Linked DNA regions of Homo sapiens: all the other regions are linked to region 2. A link is an interaction called in ENCODE POLR2A ChIA-PET data of the cell type or tissue named here. Cell type or tissue: GM12878. All regions are shown on one strand. Each heading gives the region's core, and the rest is flanking DNA. Links, peaks and the distances in the headings are about the cores only. Region 1 overlaps PDCD6IP (programmed cell death 6 interacting protein). Region 2 overlaps UBP1 (upstream binding protein 1). Region 3 overlaps CLASP2 (cytoplasmic linker associated protein 2). Region 4 overlaps CLASP2 (cytoplasmic linker associated protein 2).

The links. Peaks named below come from ENCODE experiments on the same cell type or tissue, not always from the same donor. Only the 100,000 strongest peaks of a DNase experiment are listed, where the experiment ranks them.
Region 1: POLR2A ChIA-PET joins it to region 2 with 5 read pairs; 10 of 35 experiments call an interaction of 5 or more read pairs at or near these places.
Region 3: POLR2A ChIA-PET joins it to region 2 with 9 read pairs; 4 of 35 experiments call an interaction of 5 or more read pairs at or near these places.
Region 4: POLR2A ChIA-PET joins it to region 2 with 5 read pairs; 5 of 35 experiments call an interaction of 5 or more read pairs at or near these places.

Annotation. Positions count from the first base shown.
Region 1 is chr3:33,804,593-33,809,592 of GRCh38, reverse strand. The region is part of intron 1 of PDCD6IP (programmed cell death 6 interacting protein); the gene reads right to left. Among named protein-coding and RNA genes, the nearest start is that of PDCD6IP, 8.5 kb to the right of the region's middle. In GM12878, for the core only: no CTCF peak of the experiment used is centred there; no DNase peak of the experiment used is centred there.
Region 2 is chr3:33,424,619-33,432,498 of GRCh38, reverse strand. It overlaps UBP1 (upstream binding protein 1), which reads left to right. Exons shown (of 16, transcript NM_014517.5): 2 at 6,758-6,909. Among named protein-coding and RNA genes, the nearest start is that of UBP1, 12 kb to the left of the region's middle. RefSeq lists an enhancer at 5,847-6,404. In GM12878, for the core only: no CTCF peak of the experiment used is centred there; no DNase peak of the experiment used is centred there; H3K4me3 peaks cover 1,846 bases; H3K27ac peaks cover 1,991 bases.
Region 3 is chr3:33,656,463-33,661,462 of GRCh38, reverse strand. The region is part of intron 7 of CLASP2 (cytoplasmic linker associated protein 2); the gene reads left to right. Among named protein-coding and RNA genes, the nearest start is that of CLASP2, 59 kb to the left of the region's middle. RefSeq lists an enhancer at 2,047-2,096. In GM12878, for the core only: no CTCF peak of the experiment used is centred there; DNase peaks (open chromatin) are centred at 1,922 and 2,372; H3K4me3 peaks cover 2,127 bases; H3K27ac peaks cover 1,392 bases.
Region 4 is chr3:33,495,073-33,502,886 of GRCh38, reverse strand. CLASP2 (cytoplasmic linker associated protein 2) reads left to right here. Exons shown (of 39, transcript NM_001365631.1): 38 at 1,119-1,235; 39 at 4,170-6,642. The coding sequence ends at 4,256. Among named protein-coding and RNA genes, the nearest start is that of UBP1, 59 kb to the right of the region's middle. In GM12878, for the core only: no CTCF peak of the experiment used is centred there; no DNase peak of the experiment used is centred there.

The DNA.
Region 1 (5,000 bases), core at 1-5,000, 380 kb before region 2:
TTATACAGGAGAATATCTTTGTACTCAGGAAATAAACTCTGAAGTATTAAGTACTGAAACCCTTTGGTGGATTCCCATTACACTTAAAATTACATCCAAAAATGTTGAAGGTCTTACAGGATATGGCTATCATCCAACTCTCCAGCCTCATCTCAGGATATTCACTATACATTCGAGTCACTAAATTATAGGCTCTCCTTGCTCAGGGCCTTCACTCTTTTTACCACCATTTCTCACTATTGTCTAGGCTGACATTGTTATCAAAGAAAGTTTTCCTCATTCATTCATTCAACAAATATATACTAAGAGCTTACTATGCACCAGTTTTAGGACATTAAGAATTTAGCAGTAAACATCTAAAAATCTGTGCTCTTGTGAAGCTTTTAGAGGGGAAGACAAAAAAGCAAAAATATTATATAGAAGACAGTGGTAAGTGCCATGGAGAATAAAGAGACAAGAGGAATAAAGTGAATATATGAGGAGAGGTAAGAAGGTTGTCGTTTTAAATAACATGGTCATTTGACTACATGAAAAAAAGTTTTAACTCTAAAACAGCATGACCATAAAAGGCATGAAAAAGGTGATGAGGTGAGCCAAGCAGATATCTGAGAATTTCCAATCTAGGGAAAATCAAGTGCCAATACCCTGGGACAAGAGGGTACTTAAGAATGTATCTGGCATGGCAAGGAGACCAATATGATCATAGAGTGAGCAAGGGAGAAAATAGTAAGTGATGAAGTCAAAGAAGTAATGATGCCTTGAGTGCAACTGTAAGACTTCTGAGTTTTACTATATAGTGTAAGAGTGTGAATCATCAAAAGGTTTGGACAAAACAGCAATATGACTTATTTTCATACAGTCACCATGACTGTTGTGTAGAAAACTGACTGCAGGTGTGCACGAGCAGAAGTAGAGAGATCAGTTAGGAAGCTACCGTAGTAATCCAGTCAAGAGATGATGCTAGCACGGATCAATGGAGTCCACGGTGGCAGCAGAAGTGATAAAGTTAATCTAGGCCAGGCGCTGTGGCTCATGCCTGTAATCCCAACACTTTGGGAGGCTGAGGTAGGAGGATCACCTGAGCCTAGGGGTTTGAGACCACCCTGGGCACATAGTGAGACCTCATCTTTACACATACATACACACGTCAGCCAGGTGTGGTGGTGGGCCTACAGTCCCCCAAAGGGACTATGCAGCGGGATAAGGTGGGAGGATCACTTGAGCCCAGGAGGTCAAGGCTGAAGTGAGCTGTGATCCCACCACTGTACTCCAGGATGGGCCATGGCGTGAAATCTTGTCTCAAAAAAATACAGTCAATGTAACCCCTTTTTAAAATTAGTTGCCCCTCCATTTATAATCTCTCAGGTCCCTGAACATTTTCTTCATAGGATTTAACACAATTTGTGATATATTATTGGTGGGATTATGTTTATTGTCTTTTCTCTCAAAGGATTCTAAATTCCATGAAAGCAAAGACTAGATCTATTTGCTCTCTGTTTTGTTGCTAGCCCCAAGCAAATGAATCGGTAAAATGCAAAGTTTTCTTCTATCTCTGAAAAATAAAACCTAAAATTCTGGTTTGTGAATGAACAGGAGCTATCAAAGAACAAGCCCATAAGAAGGGAACAGCAAGTGCTAAAGGTCTGAGGCAACAACGCCTAAAGGTGTGCTTGGCACAGCAAGGAGGCCAATATGGCTATAAAGCCAGGACTGGCAAACTTTTTCTGAACAGTGATATTCTAGACTCTGCTGGGAAAAAGGCTAAATCAAGCATATAATAAGTATGTAACTACTTATATAACAAGAGGAAAAACCCCTGCCCTGCCCTGTACCTTTTTTGCCTAGGTTGGGCCATCCCAAAATTGTGGCACACGGCTGCCCAGGTGCCATCCTGGAGACATTCTCCAAAGAAAAAGTACCTGTCTGATGGAAAGGAGCCATAGGGAGACAGGAGGAGTGACCAACATGGTCAGTTTTACTCTACCCCAATGAGATCAAAATTCTCAGGGAGAGTCTACTGTGGGCACCTGCCCCAGGGGGCCGTAGGTGAGATAATTTGCTGAGTCACCAATTTCCAGACTGAGATTATACCATTTAGTGCCAAGCCAACGCCAAGCAGAATATTTACTCTGGTGTAGGCAGCACCACAGTAAGTCTGGGCAGCAATAAAGCATGGCCACTGGCCAGGGTGACAGGAGCTAGAAGCAAAGGGGAGAATGGAACAGAGGCAAACAGCTAAGCTAGTTCTCCAACACTCACAATGCTAACCCACTGGAGTGGTGCTCACAGGCCATACAAAAACAGGCAGCTGAGCAGGCCTTATTTTGCTGACCCTTGCTATAAAGTAAACAAGGAAGGGAGTAGTAGGAAATGAGGTTACTTCCTCTGCAAATGGGTGAGGAAAAGAAGAATGGCTAAACTGAATGCACTAAAATTTTTATACCCATTCTCTTCACCCCAAAGTTTTTGAGGCCAACTAACAAAACCTGAGCTGTATGGGGGGAACAGGGCATTTATATCCTGTAACTGAATGATTAGAAGCTATGTGATGAAACCCTCAAAGTAAAATGGCTATCTTAGGACAGATTATAGAAGTTGAAATAAAAGTACAACAGGAGGGCAATCACTGGAAATCAACAATGTCTGATCAGCATGGAGAAAACCCCAACAAAATGAGAGAGATCAACAAATGCTTTACAAAAGAAAGCAGCCATTGCTAACTGCAGTTACCATGAGCAAAATCTGTTCCAGGAGATCCAACTACCATAAGCTACTCCTTCAATATAATTCCACAAGGTATTATCCCTCATAGTTCAGCCCAGATCACAAGCATCAAAGTTCTCTAGATAGGGAATCCACAGAAACAAGAGAATCTACCACACCCTTCTCTTTAACATTTAAGTACACTTTACTATAGCAGCAGACTCTAGCCTAGGATGTATCTCTAACAAAGTAGACCTAGGCTGCAAGTTTTGTATAAGTAGGCACAGGGAAAGCCAGTATGCTAAGCCAGGAGTTGGCAAAAACTAGCACATTGTGGAAAATAATGGTGCAAAAAAATTGGTGTCTTCATAGATTCTATTTTAGAAATAAGCGAATTTTTTTAACCAAAACTATAAAATCCCAAATATATTTAAAAGGTATAATGTCACAGTCTTTCAAGTCAGATAGCCCTGAGTTTGAATCCCAACTCTTAGCTATGTGATCATGAAAAAATTATTCAATTTCTCTGAACCTTTCCTAAAGAGTAATAATACCTCCTTTAAGCGTGAGGAATAAATGGTACTGTATATGAAGTGCTTAAAATAGTTCCTGGACACACAGGAGTACATGTATGACAAATGGTAGTTACAGATTACTGTTTTGCAACAATGGAGAAGTACTTATATATGTTCTCCAGTATTTTATAAAACTCAACCACTTTGGCACAAATATATAATAACTCAACTTAAAAATCTCATGGGGAAAAAGAAACTAGGAAATAAATACATTTCTTTGAAATACCACAAATAGGTACAGGACAAATTCCCATTAGAAATTCTAGTTTAGGCTGGGCACGGTGGCACACGCCTGTAATCCCAGCACTTTGGGAGGTCGAGACAGGCGGATCACAAGGTCAGGAGATCGACACCATCCTGGCTAACACGGTGAAACCCCGTCTCTACTAAAAACACAAAAAAATTAGCCGGGCGTAGTGGTGGGCGCCTGTAGTCCCAGCTACATGGTAGGCTGAGGCAGGAGAATGGCGTGAACCTGGGAGGTGGAGCTTGCAGTGAGCCAAGATCGCGCCACTGCACTCTAGCCTGGGCGACCGAGTGAGACTCCATCTCAAAAAACAAAAAAAGAAATTCTAGTTTAAAAAAAAAAAAAAATTGGCCAGGTATGGTGGCTCACACCTGTAATCCCAGCACTTGGGAGGCCAAGACAGGAGGACTGCTTGAGTTCAGGAGTTCAAGACCAGCCTGGACAACACAGCAAGACCTCCTCTCTACTAAAAATTTAATAATTAGCCAGGTATGGTAGTATGCACCCACTTGGGAGGTTGAAGTAGGATTGCTTGAGCCCAGGAGATCGAGGCTGCAGTAGGCTATTGTGGCGCCACTGTACTCCAGCCTGGGCAGCTGAGCAACTGAGCCAAGGCCCTGTCTTAAAAAAACAAAAATGTTAAAATTTTTAAATAAAGATTAAATTCTATATTTAATTTTTAAAAAGGAAAAAAAAATTTTTTTTTTTTTTTTGAGACAGAATCTCACTCTGTCGCCCAGGCTACAGTGCAGTGGTGTGATCTCGGCTCACTGCAACCTCCACCTTCCGGGTTCAAGCAATTCTCTGCCTCAGCCTCCCGAGCAGCTGCGATTACAGGCACCCGCCACCATGACCGGCTAACTTTTTGTATTTTTAGTAGAGACAGTGTTTCACCATTTTGGCCAGGCTAATCTCGAACTCCTGACCTCGTGATCCACCCGCCTCAGCCTCCCAAAGTGCTGGGATTACAGGCATGAGCCACCACACCCGGCCGGAAAAGAATTTTTTAATTTAAGGGGAAGGTGTGGGGATCAAGAACAACCAATCCACATGGCCAAAATAATACTGCAATGCTAATTCACACAACCCTATTCAGCTGCAATCTGTATTTAGGGATGTGCAACTCCAGACCACCAACTAGAGGATGAAACAAGAGAATCAGAAAAGCTGGGCCAGAGATATTGGCTGGAGTTCATAGATTCTTTGTGAACTTTATTTTCACACTTCTTTCTTCACCCAATTTAACACATGAAAAATCATTAATCAAGCACTACTGCAGCAGAGAGTATGGCAAAAAGTAACTAGCTGGGGAATCAAGAGGTCAGGATCTTAGTCCAGTTCTGCCATAAAGATAGCTTTGTGGGCTTAAATCTCCTGTGTAAAGCACCTCAGAAGATTCTTCTTACAGATACACAGAATGATGATAGTCCTGATAAGATTTACTAAACACCAGAAAAGTCAAAACACAGAAAAAC
Region 2 (7,880 bases), core at 1,247-6,246:
ATTTATCTAAATATAAATAGGATGCTGTATATGTTGTAGTAACTTCATAATGTGAAAGTATCAAGAAATTTGAAAACATTAAAAAATTTATTTAGAATAACAATTACAAACCATTGTGTTTTAACCAAAAAATTTTTTTAAATTAAAAAACTTTGCCAAAACAGAGAACTTAGCCAGAAGAGGGTCACACTGTGTTACCCAGGCTGAAGTGCAGTGGTGCAATCATGGCTCACTGCAGCCTCGACTTCCTAGGCTCAGGTAATTCTCCTACCTCTGCCTCCCTAGTAGCTGAGTTTATGAGTATGCGCCACCATGCCTGGCTAATTTTTTTGCTATTTTTTGTAGAGACGGGGTTTCACCATGTTACCCAGGCTGGTCTCTGGGCTCAAGCAGTCCGCCTGTCTCGGCCTCCCAAAGTGTTGAGATTACAGGTGTGAGCCACTGCACCCAGCCAGTTTTAACTTTCTTTGGATGAGTAAATGTTTGACTATACATGTAATTTATTTAATGGATATGAGAGTATTCAGATTTTGTTAATAGTGGTTGGTTCATGACCTTGGCTGTCAAGTATGTCTTTCCTGCTGCTCTGTAGTTTATACCATAACATTCTCATCCATTTCCTCCCCTACTCATCTAGAAAGCTTAATGACACCTCCTCAGCCTCACAACTCATCCTTGCCATGCCTATTTTCAACTGATTCCCTTAGTTATTTACTGGGAAAATGGAGCTGTCTTTTTTCGTTTTTTTTTTTTTTCTTTGAGACGGAGTCTCACTCTGTCGCCCAGGCTGGAGTGCAGTGGCGCAATCTTGGCTTACTGCAACCTCTGCCTTCCAGATTCAAGCAATTCTCCTGCTTCAGCCTCCTGAGTAGCTGGGACTACAGACGTGTGCCACCATGCCCAGATAATTTTTTTGTAGTTTTTTAGTAGAGACAGGGTTTCACCATATTGGATAGGCTGGTCTTGAACTCCTGATGTAATGATCCGCCCGCCTCAGTCTCCCAAAGTGCTGGGATTACAGGTGTGAGCCACTGCACCCGGCGGAACTTTCATATGCTGTACTGGCTTGTGAGTTTTTCTATGGTGTATTTAGGTGTGTATTTCTTATTTATTCTGGTTTGGTCATTTGGGCTTCTTGAATCCATGAATTGGTATATTTCACCAGTTCTAGAATTTGCTCAGCCTTCCTGTCTTCAGTTTTTGCCCCTATTCCGTTCTTTGCTGAGACTTGAATTTAATGCAAAATCTTCTCACTTGGTCCCTTCTTAACTTCTTCATTTTCCTCTCTGTGCTGCTTTCTGAATAACTTCTTTTTACCTATATTCCAGCATTCCAGTCTCCTAATTCAGTCTTCACTTCTGTCTGAGCTGCTATTAAACCTGAGTTCTTAATTTGGACAGTTTTATTTTCCAGTTCTAGAAGTTCTTTTTGCTCTTTTTCAGTTTTGCTGTCCTTTAAAGTTTCCTGTTCCTTCCAGATACTTTCAGGCTTTTCTTTTATTTCTTTAAATAGAGTAAGTACGATTTTATAATTTGGATCTGATAATTCCAGCATCTGAAATCTCTGGTGGTCTGTGTCCAGTCAGGAAAATAGAAATCAGTGAGATGTCTCAAGCAGAGAGGGATTTAGTGAAGTATTTGATTGCAAAGGAGCTGGAAGGGTTGGAGGAGGAGGCCATGTTACCTGGTTGTTCTTGGGCTTGTTGCTGGAGGCATGGCTGCTGATCCCCTGAAATTTTCCGCAGCTGCATTCCGTGTGGTTGCCTGTTTTTGCATCTGGCTTTTCCCTTTCCCGCTCTTTCAATTTTCCGCCAGTGTTTGCCTTTGGAGAGCCTGACAAGACTGTCTAGCAAGAATTCTTCTATATGTAGTTTTCAGGCTTCTAACCTTCTGCAGTAGAGGCAGAAAAGATCTGAATACCAGCAGACAAAATCTGGAACTGGATATATGTCATCTGTTGTTTTTGCTGTTGGTTTTTGCTTCTAGAGTCTTGTTTGTCCTTTTATGCCTGGTTATTTTGGTGTACTGGCATTTCAGAATTACTTGGAATAATTTGATGCCTAAGTCTTTTCACTTGCTTGTCAGACCCCTGGGAGCCCTACCTGTCAGTGGTTCCCCGGACCAGGCTGGAGAAGCTAACCAGTACTTTCCCTTCACCCTTACCCTGAGCATCTAGTTGTTCTCATTCCAGTTTAATGTGGATGGCTGTATCCTACACCCACAAGGCCACTAAAACTACAGTACAGCTTTGCAGTTCTTTCCTCAGTTTGGGTAGGTAAAAGCCACTTTCAGTTCTAGGCTTGCTTGGACTTACTGCACTTTTTCAGATTTCAGCCTGTTTCTTTATCTTGTTAGTTCTTTAATACTTTCAAGAATATATGTGTTCTCTGACAACTTTTTTCCCCCCTATCCTCAGTGAGGGTGGATGGGGTATAGGTTCATTTAAATTACTTAGCCTGCCATTACTAAACAGTTCTCTATGTTGTTTTTTCTATTTTGTTTCTTTCATGTCTCTTTAGAATTCTCATTTAGCTTCCATATATGTTTTATCTATCTTGTCCTTAAGAAAAATTCAAATTTTCACTGTTTTTGAAAATCAGTACATTCACATAATTATTTTCAAAGGCTATGAGAGGGTGTACAGTGCAGTCTCTGCCTCACACTAGGGTCTTGCAGTCATTCATTTGTCCTCCCTGAAGGCAGCTTACATTGCTGGATTTTTAGATGTCCTAGTAGATTTTTATACTTCATTTGATCAAGCTTGTTGTGATTTCCAAGTCTTTTTTAGCATCCTGATTTTTGGTGCTAAGCTACATTAAAATTTACCAACATGTAGATCTTTCAGTTTTGCCTTCTAAAATGCATCATTTGGGCCTGGTGCAGTGGCTCATGCCTGTAATCCCAGCACTTTAGGAGGCCGAGGTGGGTGGATCACTTGAGGCCAGGAGTTCAAAATCAGCCTGGCCAACATGGGGAAACCCCACTCTACTAAAAATACAAACATTAGCCAGGCATGGTGGTACAAGCCTGTAATACTAGCTACTTGGGAGGTTGAGGTGGGAGGTTGAGGCTGTAGTGAGCCATGATCATGCCACTGCACTCCAGCCTGGGAGACAGAGCCAGACCCTGTCTTAAAAAAAAAAAAATAAAGAAACACCCTACTTTTAGTTCCGTTTAACATTCTGTCTTTAGTACTCAAAAGTCTGTTTCCATTTATGGGATTACAAAAACCATCAAGGTTTTAGGACTTTCAACATAGTAGAAATTATAATCTTGTCTGGAGACCTAGTTTTCAATCTTAATACTAATTGGTTGATTATTAATGCAGCAATCAGTTCATTGATTTAGCAAGTATTTGAGCTCCTTTGTGCTAGATGCTGGCATCAGTCATTGAAGAAACACGTATTTGGAGTTACGTGCTTATAGCAGATACAAAGTTAGTAAGTCATGTATATTTTTGGAAAGTGGTAAGAGCTGTGTATAGAGCTAGGGTAGGGAAATTGGGAGTGTGGGTGGGAGGACTCCAGTGTCATGTTGTCACTGAAAAGATGACATTTGAATGAAATGAGCCATTAGGATATCCAGTAGAAGAGTAGAATCAGGAGGCCGGGGTAGTTGGAGCAGGGGGAATGAGGGTGACGAGAAGAGGGGTTGAAGAGCAGGTTGCGTAGGGCTTTTTTTTTTTTTTTTTTGAGACGTAGGATTTCGTAAGGACTTTGGTTGAAAGTGAGCTGATGTAAGGATTCAGAGAATTGAAATGGTTTAACTTCTGTTTGAAAAGGATCACTGGTTGCTGTGTTGACTGGAAGGCATTTTCTTTCTAATTAAGTAAAAAATTAATTGGAAATTCAATAGCAAATAATCTTTACATGTTTATATGTTTGTTCAGGAGTCGTTTAGCACTTACCATGAGCATAGTATTTTCTGTGTGGATCATGGAGACTATAACCAAGTGAATAAAAAAGTGGTTGTCTTCTAGGATCTGAAGCATATAAAATTGTCTTCCATATGTGACAATTTATTAAAAAAAGCCATTCTCATGCAGTTATACATCTTATTTTGATGATCTGTATCTAATGATCAACCCAAGCAGTTAGCATTGAAATGTTAAAATTATTCCCTGTGTTATTTTTCGGTATAATTAATGGTTCTGAGTCACAACTCTCATTCTTGTTTTCTTTCTCTCTGAGAGGGTTTTAAATGCTTACATATACACAAAATGCAGTATATATTTTTATCTTCCCTGGAGCCAATTTGACTGTTATGACTGATTTTTATAAAGAGGTGATCTGATTCTTTTTTTTTTTTTTTTTTTTTTGAGATGGAATCTCGCTCTGTCACTGAGGCTGGAGTGCAGTGTCACGATCTCAGCTCACTGCAACCTCCGACTCCCAGGTTCAGGCAATTCTCTTGCCTCAGCCTTCCAAGTAGCTGGGACTACAGGCGTGCCCCACTACGCCCAGCTAATTTTTGTATTTTTAGTAGAGACGGGGTTTCCCCCGCCATGTCTCGAACTCCTGACCTCAGGTGATCACCCACCTCAGCCTTCCAAAGTGCTGGAATTATAGGTGTGAGTCACTGCTCCTGGCCTGAAGTCTTCTGAAAAGTTTTTATATCTGCCCCCAAGGCAGGAGCTTAGGTGGGGCAAAATCCCTAGGTCAAGGTGTTGAGAGAACTCTGTGGGAGTGTTGGGACCATTGCTAACCGTGTGATCCTTGGTTATTACTTGTGTACGTAGGAGTGTTTTGACAATTCCTGGGTATAAATAAGAGAGGGAGAATTAGTGGATAGTTAGTATCTTTGAAAATCAGCACAGTGCTTTAATAGAAATGCATGGGGGGAGTAGGGACTACTGGTGGGATAACGTTCTCTCCCAGGGTTTCCGTCCCATTTCACTTGTTTTCACATTCTGTTTTTGAATTGAATTGAATTGACCTGGCTACCCAAGTATCTTAGTGAACAGCTTGTAGGAAAAAAAGAGAAAATAAGCAGTTCAGACAAGTCCCTATTATTGGTGTTGATACAGTAGTTATTCATTTGATGTTTTGTTGTTGCTGTTATTATCATTTTACTTTTTATTGAAGAATGAGTATAGAAAAGTTAAGATACAAACGTACAGCTCAGATAATTATCTCAAAAACAAATAATCACCTTCCATACATTAATAGGGGAAATGTAAAATTATTGCAACCACTTTGAAAAACAGCTTGGCAGTTGCTCAGAAAGTTAAACAGAGGCGGGGCGTGATGGCTCACGCCTATAATCCCAGCACTTTGGGAGGCTGAGGCGGGCGGATCACTTGAGGCCAGGAGTTTGAGACTAGTCTGGCCTACATGGCGAAACCCTGTCTCTACTAAAAATACAATTACCTGGGTGTGGTGGCACATGCCTCTAATCCCAGCTACTTGGGAGGCGGAAGCATGAGAATGACTTGAGCCCAGGAGTCAGAGGTTGTGGTGAGCCAAGATACCACCACTGCACTCCAGCCTGGGTGACAAAGTGAGACTTTGTCTCCAATAAAATAAGTAAAATAAAGTTAAACAGAGTTACCATGTGATCCAGTAATTCCAGTTCCAGGTGTATACTTAGCAGAATTTATCTACACAAAAACATAGAAAAGTGTTCATAGCAGCATGATTCATAATTGCTAAAAAATGGAAACCACCCAGATGGCCATCATCTGAATGGATACAGAATACGGTATGCCTATACAATGGAATGGAGCCATTAAAAAGAATGAAGCATTGGTACATGTTAGAACACGGATGGTCCATGAAACATGCTAAGTGAAAGAAGCCAGTCACAAAAGACCACATAGTCATATGATTCCATTTAAATGTCCCAAATAGCAAATCCGTAGAGATAGAAAACAAATCAGTGGGTGCCAGGGGCTGAGTGGGTCTGGGATAGTATGGTGAGTGACTACTAATGGGTATGGGATTTCTTTTTGAGGGGAGAAAATATTTTGGAATTCAAGAATTAGATACTGATGATGTGAATATACTTAAAACCACTGAATTTCAGACTTTAAAAGGGTGACTTTATGATATGTAAATTATATTTCAATAAAGCTGTTAAAACCAAACAACATCCAATAAAAACAGTGTCCCAGAAGACCCCTCATCATTCTCCCAATCAGTGCCCCAGGTTATTCTTAGGGGGAGAATAGCAGCTGCTGCGACTGCTGCTGCTCCTGTTTACCTCTCAGTAGGAGCCATTGTTTTAGATTAGGCATGAAGCTTCATGTTCTTAACACTTGCCAAGGCACAGCAGGGAACTTTTTGTAAAACCCCATTTTAATCAGATGCTTCTTTGTAATTCTATGGTGTCAAGTGTGACCTACCTTTGGCAGCAGTATTATTTCTTGCCTTTCAAATCAAGTAGCTAGGTACTCTTGACTTGCTTTTTTTTTATAGAAAGAATCTGGACCTTAAAGTTTTAAAAGAAGTTTTTAAAGTGCTATATATATATATATATATATATATATATATATATATATATATTCAGAGCTGCCCTGCCGCCCTCCCCCACTTCCCACCCCGAGATAGGGGTTGTTAATGCCATCCTTTAGATGAACCACATAGCATTCATAGTTCTTTTATTCTACATATAATTTCTGATCTTAAAAAAAAAACTATCCCTAAATGTTTATATGCTTTTAAATATTTCAGACAAGATTGGGTGCATTCAGGATGATATGGCTGTAGACAAATATTTCAAACCCAAAGTAAGGTCAGTGTTGATTTTTTGCTTTTCAGTGATGTCTTGGCATTGCCCATTTTCAAGCAGGAAGATTCCAGCCTTCCATTGGATGGTGAAACAGAGCACCCACCCTTTCAGTATGTGATGTGTGCTGCAACGTCACCAGCAGTAAAACTGCATGATGAAACGCTTACTTATTTGAACCAAGGTTAGTGTGGTTATGTCACATTTGACATGTAAGAATTTACAGAAATACAAAATAATATTTTGGCATTGTAGCCTAGATTATTGGTAATAATTAAAAATTAGGTTCTTTTTCTTAAATTTTACAACTTAATGAAAATTGTAGGAATTTTACTGTGAGCAGCTGAAGTACAGTTTGTGTAAACTGATTTGCATTAAAGAGGGTCTGAGGAGGAAGATTTATTACAGGATTTTTAAGACATAATCCAAAGGACTAGCAAGTAGGAAAGGAAGTCAGTTATTTTTAGGGACAGTGATTTCAATATGGAACTTGAGAATGAATCAGAAGTCCAGCTAGCAAGGAACCTGGATTTTGAACATGAAGCAGTTCTGTGCTGAAAATAGACTTAAGCTGCACCAGGATGGAGTCTGTGGCTAAATAAACATCAAATTTTATCCCCTATATCTTGTTTGTAGTTTATGTCAGAGTGTTACATTTCAGTGATATGAAAGGGTTGGTGGGGAAGGAGGGAAAATAGAGATGTGGGGGTAGTTTACCTTTTTTTTTTTGAGACTGAGTTTTGCTCTATCGCCCAGGCTGGAGTGCAGTGGCGCAATCTCGGCACACTGCAACCTCCGCCCCCCAGGTTAAAGCAATTCTCGTGCCTCAGCCTCCCAAGTAGCTGGGATTACAGGCACACACCATCACACCCAGCTAATTTTGTGTAATTTTAGTAGACAGGGTTTCACCATGTTGGCCAGGCTAGTCTCAGACTCCTGACCTTAAGTGATCCGCCTGCCTCGGCATCCCAAAGTGCTGGGATTACAGGCGTGAGCCATTGCACCCGGCCGAGTTTATCTTTGGAAAGAGGAGAGTTTGCCCTTTGCAGTTTGGGCACAGGCTGATGTGACTTACCCCTGTAAACAAAAGTATTTTGAATGCAGGAATTAATTTGTTGGATACATATACTGAAAGCAGGTTGAATTCTGATTTTA
Region 3 (5,000 bases), core at 1-5,000, 230 kb before region 2:
ATCTCCACTGCTAATATCCTCTCTAAATCTCCTTTAGCTTTTGCCTGGACTACTTCTGTAGACTTCTGTTCCATGTTTGCCCCCAGGAATCCATTTGCTACTCAGAAATCATAGGGATCTTCTTAAAATGTAAATTAGATCATGTCACAACAGGAAGAAGATAATGAAATTTCTCCCCTTAAGGAGCCTATAATCTAGTGATGGAGATAGATCATAAACAAGTAAATAAATGGATATACAATGTGGTTACAGTTGGTAATGGAGGAAATATAACTACTCCTTGTTTAATGAGTTTAAATTATTCCTAAATACCCTGCTGCCAAGTGAAAGACCATTAGATGAAAAAATTATTTTCACCAGTGTTAATGAGAAAAATTACGGTGTGTTTCATCCCAGCCCATGATACTTGAGTAGTTTTCCCAGGTAGAAAAATATATCAATTGAATACTGAAAACAAATTTTTATAAGTAACAATTTGAAGGGAAATTGTACATGAAGTAATATCATGGAGTTTAATTCAACTTCTTCTTTATTTCTGCACAATTTTTCCCCACAAAATTTTCAGGCCTTTGTTGATTCATTTTTATTGCACACTAAAACTAAAACTAAAACTGTAAATAAAGTGATAGAAACAGGAAAACATTTTAGGACAGAGTAAAGGCTCGGCATGAAATCTTGTGGAAATAGTTCATGCACACAAAGAGCTGTTGAAGATACTACCTTTTCTCTCCCTCACTTGGTGCATTTATGCAAAATAAATTGTTTTGGGTCTGTCCAAAAATGGCACGCAATTCAAATTTGTTCCACCTGATATTCTGTGACCAGAAACTATTATGGTAAACAAAATTTTTTGGTGTGTCTTTGCCTGAAACCATAATAATGACACATCATACATCTTACAGCATATTGATTTAGAGTGTTTCGTGATGAAAAAAATCATTTTACTAAATACAAGAAACCAAAGGATTTGTTGTAAAGGTGATATAACTTTTTTATAGCTAAAAGTTGTCATCTGAACAGTCATTAAGTGAGTTATAGAGTATTTGATGGTTTTTTGAACTCAACTTGTTATATTGTAAAAGTAAGTTAGGCAGAGTCCCTAAATGCAGTAGAATTAGCTCTGCTGTTAGAAGAAAACTGGATTTAAAATCTGTCAGATCGTGACTAGAAGGAGGGAACACCAGCCCTGTAGGAAAGAAAAGACTGAAAGTTGGAGACCCCCTGCGATTATGGCAGGCGCTGGTGTCGTTATGGAGCTTTCTAGACAGTCTCCTGCACAAACCAAGGATGTAAACACTAACAGTGTTGGTGGCTGTAATTGCAAATCCTTTTCTCTTTCACTGTGAAAAAAACTATGCATAATTCTTATTTGTCGAGTGTGTGTTTAGGACCTAATGCAGTCTTGGCCATGCAATCATTAGTAAAGTATTTTCTGGCTTCTCTGTTTGAAACAGTTGCTAGGAAAAGAATTGTTCTTGGAGGCTGGCAATAAAATAAAACCTGGAAATGAGGCTTTGAAATTACCTTAATATTTGGCTTCTATGAGTCAATAAGATAACTTCCAGTCTAGTTTTGTATATTTTTATAACATACCCTTTGGTGAAAAGCAAAGCAGCTCTTTTCTTTGGTTGATTTTTAAAATGTATCTGTTTGTGATCATGAGCTCCAGGGCCTGCCTTCAGAGCTTGACAATGTGCTGATGGTTGTCAGCTTGGATAGAGGGTGCTCTGCGCCCCTGCAGCTGCGCATTGGCTAGGTTCTGTCTCCACCAGAAGTAAGCTTTGTTCCGTGTGGCCCTGCTGTCCGCGCACAGAGCAGCCTTTGATGGGCTGCCTTTGACGTGATTTGTTTACGGCAGCCAGAAATGCTTCCTGCATAATGAGAGCAGTTAATCATGGAAACTGGGCTATTCCTGTTTATGCACTTCTAGCAATCTTCTGTTGTAAATATTAAAAGGTAACGACAAAAGGATGAAAACCTTTTTAAAAAGGCGCAAATCAGTTAATCCATCAGATCATGTGATTGCTACTGATTACATGGATATCTTTAGGGAAGCAGAAAATGATTGCTGAACACATGCCTTGTGTTTTGATGATTGCATTAAAAGTCCCCCAGCGGGATGGCATTTATTGGCTCTCAGAGCTTTTCTTAGATTAAATTTCAGGCAGCCAGTACAAGGAGAAACATCATAACCTGTATCCAACAGCATATGTGCAGCTAAAGAGTAATCTTAATCAAGTCCTTCTAGGCTGTGCTAAATAAACGAGGGTTTTCAGCAAGACCCCAGACTTTTATTTTGAAGTGGAGTAGCAGCTGTTGGCTATTGCGGTGCAGAGCTGCAGCGAGGCCTGGGTCACACAGTGCTCCGGGTGTCTGCAGGCTGCAGGCCGAGCCCAGTGGCGCAGGCACTGAGCTGTACTTATTTGCTGTGCTATTTGACCTCTTGGTTTCAGAGAGCTCCCTGGACCATCTAATGGCTATGGGAGATGGTGAGTAAGATTTATTTTTCTTCTTTTGCTTGTGTTATACACTTCCTTTTAAGGTGACGATCATTTGCTGTGTAAGAAATATATTTCTCCCTAAAGAATGAAGGACACTTGTGTGTTTATGCATGTGTGTACACTTGTGTGTACATTTATGCATGTGTGTGCATGTCATTTGACATCTTTTTTCACTTGATGTGTCTGTGTGGGATCTGGCAAGCATGAGGTGACAATTTACCTTGCAACCCAAGCAAGCTTCAGTCTTGGTGGTAGATATGAAGGGATATTGGAAGAAACGTGGAATATGTGCAGAAGCTTAGAGGAAGAACATTGCCTTTGGAGGAATGACAGATTTTAGCAGGAAGATTTGACTAGCTAGCTTGATATCCTTCCTGTTGTATTTGACACAAGTAGAATTCTGTGGAAATAAAATATTTAAAGAAGCAAAATGGCTTGCCATGGGCATTATTTTAATTCATATGATTGTTAATTGTCAGTGTCCCAACATTTTTCTAGAAAATATTTAGCCTTTTAAGATTATGCACAGGGTATAATTTGATTAAAAATTGATTTTGCCAGTGTTTTAGTTTGGTAAGGATAATTTTAAAAACACATTATTTCTATAATGCCTTATTAGGCATTATAGTTCTCCAAAGCACTTTTGTATACTTAATATATATTAACTCCTCAGGTGTGAACAACTCTGTGAAGTGTTCAGAGTGTTTTGGTATTTCCATCTTACAGATTGGGAAACTGAGACCTGCTGAGACAATATGTCCCAGATCCAGGCACAGAAAGCAAACCAGTACCAAATCTAGGGTCCCAAATGTGTGTTTGGTATTTTCCATTATAACACTTAATACTTGAGCTTTTTTTCTTTTTTCATTACACCTTTTTTTGTTACGAGGCCTAGAGATATACTTTATAATCACATCAACATCACAGATATGTATGAAGGGAAACCTGAGGTTCCTCAAAAATGTTTTGAGTGTTTTTTTGCCAGGTTCTTAAGGAAGACTGGTCCATATATGGAGGTTTTAACTCTTAACAGTTTCAGCCTTCCTTTGACTATGTATGTAGTGAACTCTTCTAAGAAGTAATTCCCCTAGGGGCTATGAGAGATAGGATACAAATATATCAAAATGATGGTGTTGGTAGACAGTCATTTGAACTATTATGTACATTTAAATGGAAATCTGATAGAAAATTTGGTTTGGCATATCGTTATGATTTATTCCAAGAATTTATGTAACTATTTTATATGATCTTATGGAAATAAATGAGAAAATAATTTTTCAACTACCAATTTTTAAGACAAAAGCAGGATTAACAAATAAGTTCTCATATACTTAAGGGCATTGCCAAGTTTCTTCCTTTTTAAAAAAAAAAAACCAAACCTAATTTGTAGATAACCCTAAATGTTGCATTTGGTGTGGGCCATATCCAGATTTTATTTTATTTCTTAAACATTTTAGGTTCAATGGTTATAGTTTTATATTTACTTAGTTTTTCTTTTTTCAAATAATACATAACATTTGGACTGTTGAGGAATATATTAATTATTTTTAAAAAAGTAACAACCTCTGACAAAGATCAGAGGGTAACATTTCAGCTAATTCTCTTCTTCAAAAATATATACCTTTATAAAAAATTTAAACAATAAAGATATGTATATAGTGATAGGCTGTCTTGGGATTTATATAGTTCTTAACAGTTTGATATATACTCCTGCGTATTAGTCTTTGTCACATCCAGTGCACATACACTATACCAGAATCATGTAAACATATAAAACATGAACATATAAAACAAATGGATTATACTGCCCCTACCTGATGTTTTTTGTTTATTTACGAACTTACAAACTTTGTTTATTTACGAATATACAAATGTCATTTCCCTTTCAAAATTCAAACAATGAAGGTAAAGCAAAAATCCCTTCAAAACCACCTTCAAGCCCCGAGCCCAGGTGTAAACAGAGGAGAACACTTTTATTAATACGTAGCATGTCTTTTTCTACCTGTTACTGTGCCTTTACATACATACTAAATATCAAAGTATATGGTTTTGCTTTGACTGTGTTTACGTAAATGATACCATTCTGAATGTAATTTTGCCATTTGCTGTGTTTACTCAGTATGGGATGGAGCTTTTTAAAAAAATACTATCGTGTTATTTCGCATCATTTTTTAAAACGGTTGCATAGTATTCTATAATATGGACATATCATAACCATTTTGTCTTCTATAGAAATTTGTTTACTATATATAATTTTTCTAAATGGTTCTGAAATAAGCACCTTTGTACAAACTACATGTGTTTGTGTATATACACACAGATATATTTCTTAAAATAGTCTGGACGTGGAATTTCTGAATCAAAGTTTTCATTTATTTTAGAATTGTGTTAGGTATAGCTAATTTGCTCCAAAAGAGGCTTTACCACATACACTCCCACCAGTAGTGTCTGCTGTCCTACATTCTTTTCAGTTCTGGTTATTATTAAAATTTGTCTATC
Region 4 (7,814 bases), core at 1-5,000, 72 kb before region 2:
ATTTACATTATAATTGCAATTATATTAAAATGATGGAAAATAAAATTAACAGTTTGATTGCATGACTTAGGAATAATGTACTTCTTTTAGCTAGATATCTATTGATATTTTAATGTTTCTGCAGTTGTTTTAGAAAGATAAAATGATTAGGATTTTAGTGGAGATGAGCTCTATTTTTTCCCTGGAGTAAAATGTGCATATTCATTCAGATAATTCATTCAAAAATATTTCATGGATAAGATTGCTGTAGAGTATTGAAATAGAGTAAGTAGTGTGATCAAAAGCGTAAGTGGGAGAGATGGACAGAGAAAGGGAAGATGTTGGTCAAAAGGTACAAAGTTTCAGTTAAAGAGTATTAGGTTCTAGCTACGTATTACACAGCACAGTAACTAGTTAATAATGTATATTTCAAAGTAGCAATTATAAAAGAAAATGCATTTTAAATGTTACCACAAAGAAATGATAAGTATCTGAGGTGATGGATATGTTGATTAGCCTGATTTGGTCATTCCACAGTGTACATGTATTGAAACATCACATTATACCCCATAAATATATACAATTATTATTTGTCAATTAGAAACAAGTTAATTTTTTAAATAAAATTAGGTTATTAAAGGCACAGTAAAAGCATAGGGGAATAGTTTACATAGACTAGATTTATTAGAGAAAGTAATTGCAGGGATGGAACAGATGTAAAACTTAATCGGGCCTGGATTATGTGACTACCTTGAGCTACCAAACCAATGAATTTAGGTTTTATCGGATAGTGAGGAGTGCTGACTGCCTTAAAACCTAATGCTTTAGGAAAGTTAGTCTGGAGACTTTTTTCAGGGTGAATTGGCAAGTGAGCAGCCTCAGAGTCAGAGAAGTGCAGCTTTCCAGACTAAGTAAGAACCTGATATAGAGGGCTAACAGTGAGGGCGCAGTAGGGGAAGTGAAGGGAGAGAAGGGCATTGTCTATGCTTGAAAAGGTTAAAAAGTTAACTTTGATCTGCACTTTTCTCTCCTTAGTATGCTCGAGATTTCATCTTTCAGCTGCATCTTCTGACCCTGTTAAAAAGGGAGTACTAACAGTGGACTTCTCTGGAGTACTAACAGTGGACTTCTCTCCGTAGGGTTATGATAATTCAGAGAGCAGTGTTCGGAAAGCTTGTGTCTTCTGCCTGGTGGCTGTTCATGCGGTAATTGGTGATGAACTAAAACCACATCTCAGTCAACTTACTGGCAGTAAAGTAAGTAGTGCTGCTGTGTTTTAGAGATGGTGGCCATAGTACATCTTTCAAAACTTAGTTACATGTCTGTAACAGTAAGCTTTTTATTTGGCATTTAATAAGTCAGGCTTTGAGCATCCAACTTGCCCTTATTATTTCTGTTTTGTATTTTATCTTTTTCTACTCTAACATTTGTTAGATGTTCACTCAGGTGAAGTCAGCAGTTTGTTGGGGTGATGGGTAGGTTTCTGTGAGAGAAAATGCCTGCAGCTTCTGGTTATTTATAATAGTTAGCTGACTCCTTACCAAATCCCAGACCCAAATCTTTACCCCTGACCACTGTTTTATTAAGAATAAATAGACTGTTGTGGTTATATATATTAATGGATTACTGTATATCTCTCCAAATATAGAATACTTGCACATTTAAAAATTTTTCCCCTTAAGAACTATGATAATCAAATATTTGTTCTTCTCTTTCTATTATCCAAATTAATGTGCAACTTTAACTTGGTGTGTTAAAATAAAAGTTTTCTAATTCATTGTTCAGACTTAAAAAAATAAGTAAGTCTTGCCTTTCTCATTTGATTGCTACTACCAGTACTTTAAAATTCATTCTGCTAAGGTGGCCAGGCAAAGTGGTTCATACCCGTAATCCCATCACTTTGGGAGGCCGAGGTGGGAGGATCACTTGAGACCAGGAATTTGAGACCAGCCTGGGCAACATACTGAGAAGACCGTGTCTCTAATAATAAAAATGATAATAATTGTTTTGAATTAGAAGTTTGTTCTCAAGGGTGAAGATAACTTCTGATTGTTGAATCATGGCTTATGAACCATTTAGCAGAAAGCACTCACCGTCACTTAAAGAATTTCTGAAACCCTAAGGATTGTCTTACTGTGGTCAAATTTATCTTTTAATAGCAAAAAAGCAGAATATACATATAATGGAAAATGAGCCTAGGTAACACACTTTACATTAAGTTATAGATAGATTTAACAATAATTCTTAACTCGGGTTATAAACCACCTCGAGACTTAGGTAAAATCTCATCTTAAGAAAAATGCATTCAGATAAAACCATGAGAGACAAAGTTTTAAAAAAAATAGAAAAATGCACAATGGAAACAATTACATGTCGTTTCAGAGGGTTCTGTGATCCCGTGAATCCCATGGCTAGCAGGTTAAAAACTCTTGGATCAAAGAGTTAATGTTTAAAAAGCAAACCTTCCAAAACAATTAAAATTCAGCACTTTATCAGAACAGTAGGTAGCCAGTAATAATGTTACATGTGAAGACAGTAGGTAGGTGGAAAAAATATTTTGGAATAACGTTAGATGAAACAAGTAGGCCAGATGTGGTAGCTCCCACAGCACTTGGGAGGCCAAGGTGGGAGGATCACTTGACCTCAGGAGTTCAAGACCAGCCTGGTCAACATAGGAACACCCTGTCTCTACAAAAAAAGAAAAAAAATTAGCCAAGCATGGTTGCATGTGCCTGTGGTCCCAGCTACTTGGGAGGCTGAGGTGAAAGGATTGCCTGAGCCCAGGAGATTCAGGCTGCAGTGAGCCGTGATCACACCACTGCATTCCAGCCCAGGCAACAGAGCAAGACCCTGTATCAAAAAAAAAAAGTAGAACACAGAATTGTATATTTATTGATTACAAACTTCATAAAGTCATGATCTCATACAAAGACTGCAGAATGACACAGAGATATTTAAAACATTCTTGGTAGGATGACAGTGGCTTCATGGTCTAAGATCTTAGGTCCTGTAACCCAAATACCTGAATTCCTATTTTTGCCCACTTCTTACCCACCCCTGTGACCTCAGGCAGTAACTTAACCATTCTATATTGTTATTTCCTCATCTATAAAATATAAAGATAAAGATATAATGTAAAACAGCATATCGTGTAACACCTAGTACTCAATTGTTTGTTATTATTGCTTTAATGGTGACTTCTGAGTTTACTTTAATGTTATATTAGTCTGTTTTCATGCTGCTATAAAGAACTGCCCTAGGCCAGGTACGATGGCTCACAACTGTAATCCCAGCACTTTGGGATGCCGAGGTGGGTGGATCACAAGGTCAGGAGATCAAGACCATCCTGGCTAACACGGTGAAATCCCATCTCTACTAAAAATATAAAAAATTAGCCAGGCATGGTGACAGGCGCCTGTAGTCCCAGCTACTTGGGAGGCTGAGACAGGAGAATGGTGTGAACCTGGGAGGTGGAGCTTGCAGTGAGCTGAGATTGCGCCACTACACTCCAGCCTGGGTGACAGAGTGAGACTCCATCTCAAAAAAAAAAAAAAAGAACTGCCCTAGACTGAGTAATTCATAAAGAGATTTAATTGACTCACAGTTCCGCATGGCTGGAGAGGCTTCAGGAAACTTACAATCATGGCAGAAGGGTGAGCAAACATGTCCTTCTTCACATGATGGCAGGAAGGAGAAGAATGGGAGAGCTGCAGAGCGAAGCGGGCAAAAACCCCTCACAAAACCATCAGATTTTGTGAGAACTCACTATCACTAGAGCAGCACAGGGGAACTGCCCCCATGATTCAGTCACCTCCCACAAGGACCCTCCCCCAACACATGGGGATTACAATTCAAGATAAGATTTGAGTGGGAACACAGAGCTAGACCATATCAAAAGTTTTATATGTGATCCCTACAATATATTTTGAAAAGACATGATAAAATACTCTGTCATGAACAACTTTCAAGACTTAGAAACTTTTTTGACTTTTTATATTTTTTTCAGATGTGCTAGGCAAAAAAAAAATAATTTGTTATTCCTAATTATCAACAATAACTTGGGCATTATAATAACCCCCAGCCTAAAATCTATCTTTCAGAGCTCACATATATGTATATAATATTTTAATGAGTATCTTATAATTTGGAGCAGCTTGCTCAAATGACATTTATTTGGCTTGAATCTGCAGATGAAGCTACTGAATCTTTACATCAAACGTGCACAAACAGGTTCTGGAGGAGCTGATCCCACTACTGATGTTTCTGGACAAAGTTAGTGAAGCTCATCACAGCGAACCAGGTCTCTCAAAAGAAAGGACAGATAGACCACCCTCATCAATGAAAGGAAGTTCTCAAACACATCCTTTGGAACTTACTATTGTTTCCCAGTTTTAGTTTTTTGTTTCGTTTCGTTTTGTATTTTCTGTAACAGAGGACTATCCTCAGTCTGCATGTAACTTTTATGATAGTTATTCCAAATTCAAGAAGAAGCAGTATTAACATCAATTGATCGACACAAAGTAATTTTTAATTTAATTCATCATTTCACATGTTTGTACTTTGTCTTCCCATTAACCTTTGCCAGTGTTATGATTGTATAAATTTTTTTAAATGCTGGTTAAACAGGAATGCTTAAAGCTTTAAAAGTTTAACAGTCTAAAACATTTTTGCTTTTATTCAACTGCAGAATAATATTTTTATTGCTACTTTGAGTTTTGTTTCGTATCATGTCCTATGCTAGAAATATTTAAATGATGTGAAACAAAGCAGGACTAATTTGAACTACAGCTGGACTCCGTTTGTGTGATGGTGATACATGTCATTAGTTGCAACTTCTTTGGGGTGATCTATAGTTTGAAAACTAAAACCTCAAAGACAGATGTTACAGAATCAGCCAGTTCTGTAAAACTGATATTGTCTATTGGTTATTGATCTTGCCATCTTTATTTAAAACCATGTCCCTTCTATGATCCCTTAAGAAAGCTGCACCAAATCATCTGCCTGTTTTTTCTTGATACTTACTGAAATAGAAGGTTTTATTGCAGGGTTTATTTTGGTTTGTTTATATCTTTGTTGTGAATGATGCTTTTTTGTATTTATTAATATCAAATTCACTTATGAATAAACTTGATAATGGAAACGGACAAAAAAAATCAAGTGCGTGTGTGTCCTTGACCGTCTTCTGTTTCTCACGTAATAAACAAATTATCGAGACATGGGAGTGACCAGCACCTTTTCTTTAAATGGTGGAACCTGGTTTCCTTTTACCATGAAATTGTCTTACTTGAAAATATTGATCCTGATGAGAGAGAAGATGGTGCCAAGGCTGTCTTTGTATAATGGGCTCAAATTCTCTACCTCTTCAGGGCTAATACTTTTAACTGAGCTGCTGCCTATAGTGTCTTTTGGAAAACTACTTAAAGGGTGATTTTCTGTTACTTTTTAGCAAATTTTTTTAATCACCTCTTGCTACACCCATTCTTTTCATGTGCAGCCGACTCAAAAATTACCAGTTTTGGTGAAAGGCTAAATTAGATAATTTGGAACCAGGATACTAATGATTTCTCATCTTTACTTTTTTTTAATCCTAATATAAAGTGAATTTGATTGAAAAGGCAAATAGCTATTAGGGAAGCAGTTTGCCATTGTTGCAGAGTTATCTGTACTTTGTTTAACTGAAAAAAATGTAGAAATATATGTAAAGAATTTAAGACAAGAGTACTGAATGGATGATTTGTCATAGGCTTTCCCCTTTCTTTCTGTTCTAGCAGCAGGAAAAGTTTCTCTATATCCTCTCCCTCTACCTGTAACAATTTTGTTTTCTACTGTTAATTACATTGTGTATTTATAGTTCTATGCTTACTGTTGTGCATATACTGGCAATAAAACTGTACATAACATTACTTGAAAAAGTTAATAATGTATATCAGTTTTTCTGTCTCACTGTGTAACAAGTCACTCAGTTTTATTTTAACTTTAGACGGTCTTGTATCAGTGGTGGTCTCTTGAATTTTGTAAGTTCATCTGAGGAGAAAAGATTTTTCAGGTGTAGCTACCACAATCAAAGGTATATAGCTACATACGCATGTATATATTACAGCTTATCTGTAAGAAGAAAATGCATTTTAAACACAACTCTTCTCAGTAGCATTTTATGACCTTTGGATATGTTTGTAATCATTTCGAATCAAAATATTGATTTAATTTTGACCTCTGGTTTAAGATACTGCTTTAACTACTGTTGACAACCAAGTAGAGTGACTTAAGCTGAACAGTAACTAACTGGAAAATTAGATAAGCACCTGGCATCTAATGGCAGGCAGGCACTCAAGAAATGAATTAACTACATAATGGAAAAGTATGGTTTAATGTGTCCAAATGAAAGCTAGTAGATGTAAACATGGAAAAATTGTGTTTACAATTTTATAATCTCAGTTGATAAGACTATAAGAAAGCTGATTATTTAAATCACTATATACAATACACCCTTAATTTGTTCATTCCAGAAACATACTGAGATGTCAGCTACTTAAAAATGGTCACAAAAAGCTACTGTTTATATTTTTCCTCCTGCTATTCTCTCCCAAATTAATTATTAATAAGTGTTGTTCATTTACTGCACTGCTGAGAACTAATTAAAATTATATATTCCAGATTGTAAAACATGTTTATTTCTTCTGGGTTTCAAAATCTATAATATACTTCTGACATTTTCAAGTAACACGTGGTTTGAACCTGAGGCTTCAATTTTGTAGTTAATCTGCTGTGTTCCTTCATATTTTGTTCTTACAGACTTTAAGTCAAAATTACTTTTATTATTAAGTTATGTCTTACAGTAAAAGACTGGAATCTTACTGATAACATCATTGATAAGGCCAGGTCTATTTGTTAATTCAAATGTAGCTTATAATTGCTCAATTAGAATAGCATTTACAGTAAATAGAAATGATAATTAGCATATTACTCCATAATACATGAGGCTTTTTAAACTTAATTTTTTATATCTTTGCTTCTGGTATTAGTTTAATTCATTTTGTTGCAATTAGTACAGTTTTGCAGCCATATAAAAGGTTTGGAATTCCGTTGTTGAAAAAAAAAAAAGAGAAAGGCCGGGCACAGTGGCTCACACCTGTAATCCCAGCACTTTGTGAGGCCGAGGCGGGCAGATCACGAGGTCAGGAGATGGAGACCATCCTGGCTAACATGGTGAAACGCTGTCTCTACTAAAAATACAAAAAATTAACCAGGCGAGGTGACGGGCGCCTGTAATCCCAGCTACTCGGGAGGCTGAGGCAGGAGAACAGCGTGAACCTGGGAGGTGGAGCTTGCAGTGAGCCGAGATCACACCACTGCACTCCAGCCTGGGGGACAGAGCAAGACTCCATCTCAAAAAAAAAAAAAAAAAGAAAACCTATCAGTTAAAAAAATTATCCATCTTTATTGTAGGATATTTGGAAAATAATGAAAAACTGAAGAAGAAAAAAATTATTTTTAATATCACCACTAAAGATAATCTGTATTGCTTGCTGTTTTTTAGAATACTAAGATAATGAGTTTGATGTAATACTGAAAACTGAAAGGAAACATTAAATTTTGTTCACTGGAAGAGTGACAGGATTAGAATTAACTAACATTTTGAATACTTTTGTTCTGTGCATGTTATTTAACAATACTTTTGGGGGTTTTGTGGGGTGGGGTTTGTTTTTTGAGATGGAGTCTCACTGTCTCCCAGGCAGGGTGGAGTGCAATGATGCGATCTCAGCTCACTGCAACCTCAGCCTCCCAGGTTCAAGCAATTCTGCTTCAGCCTCCTGAGTAGCTGGGATTACAGGCGC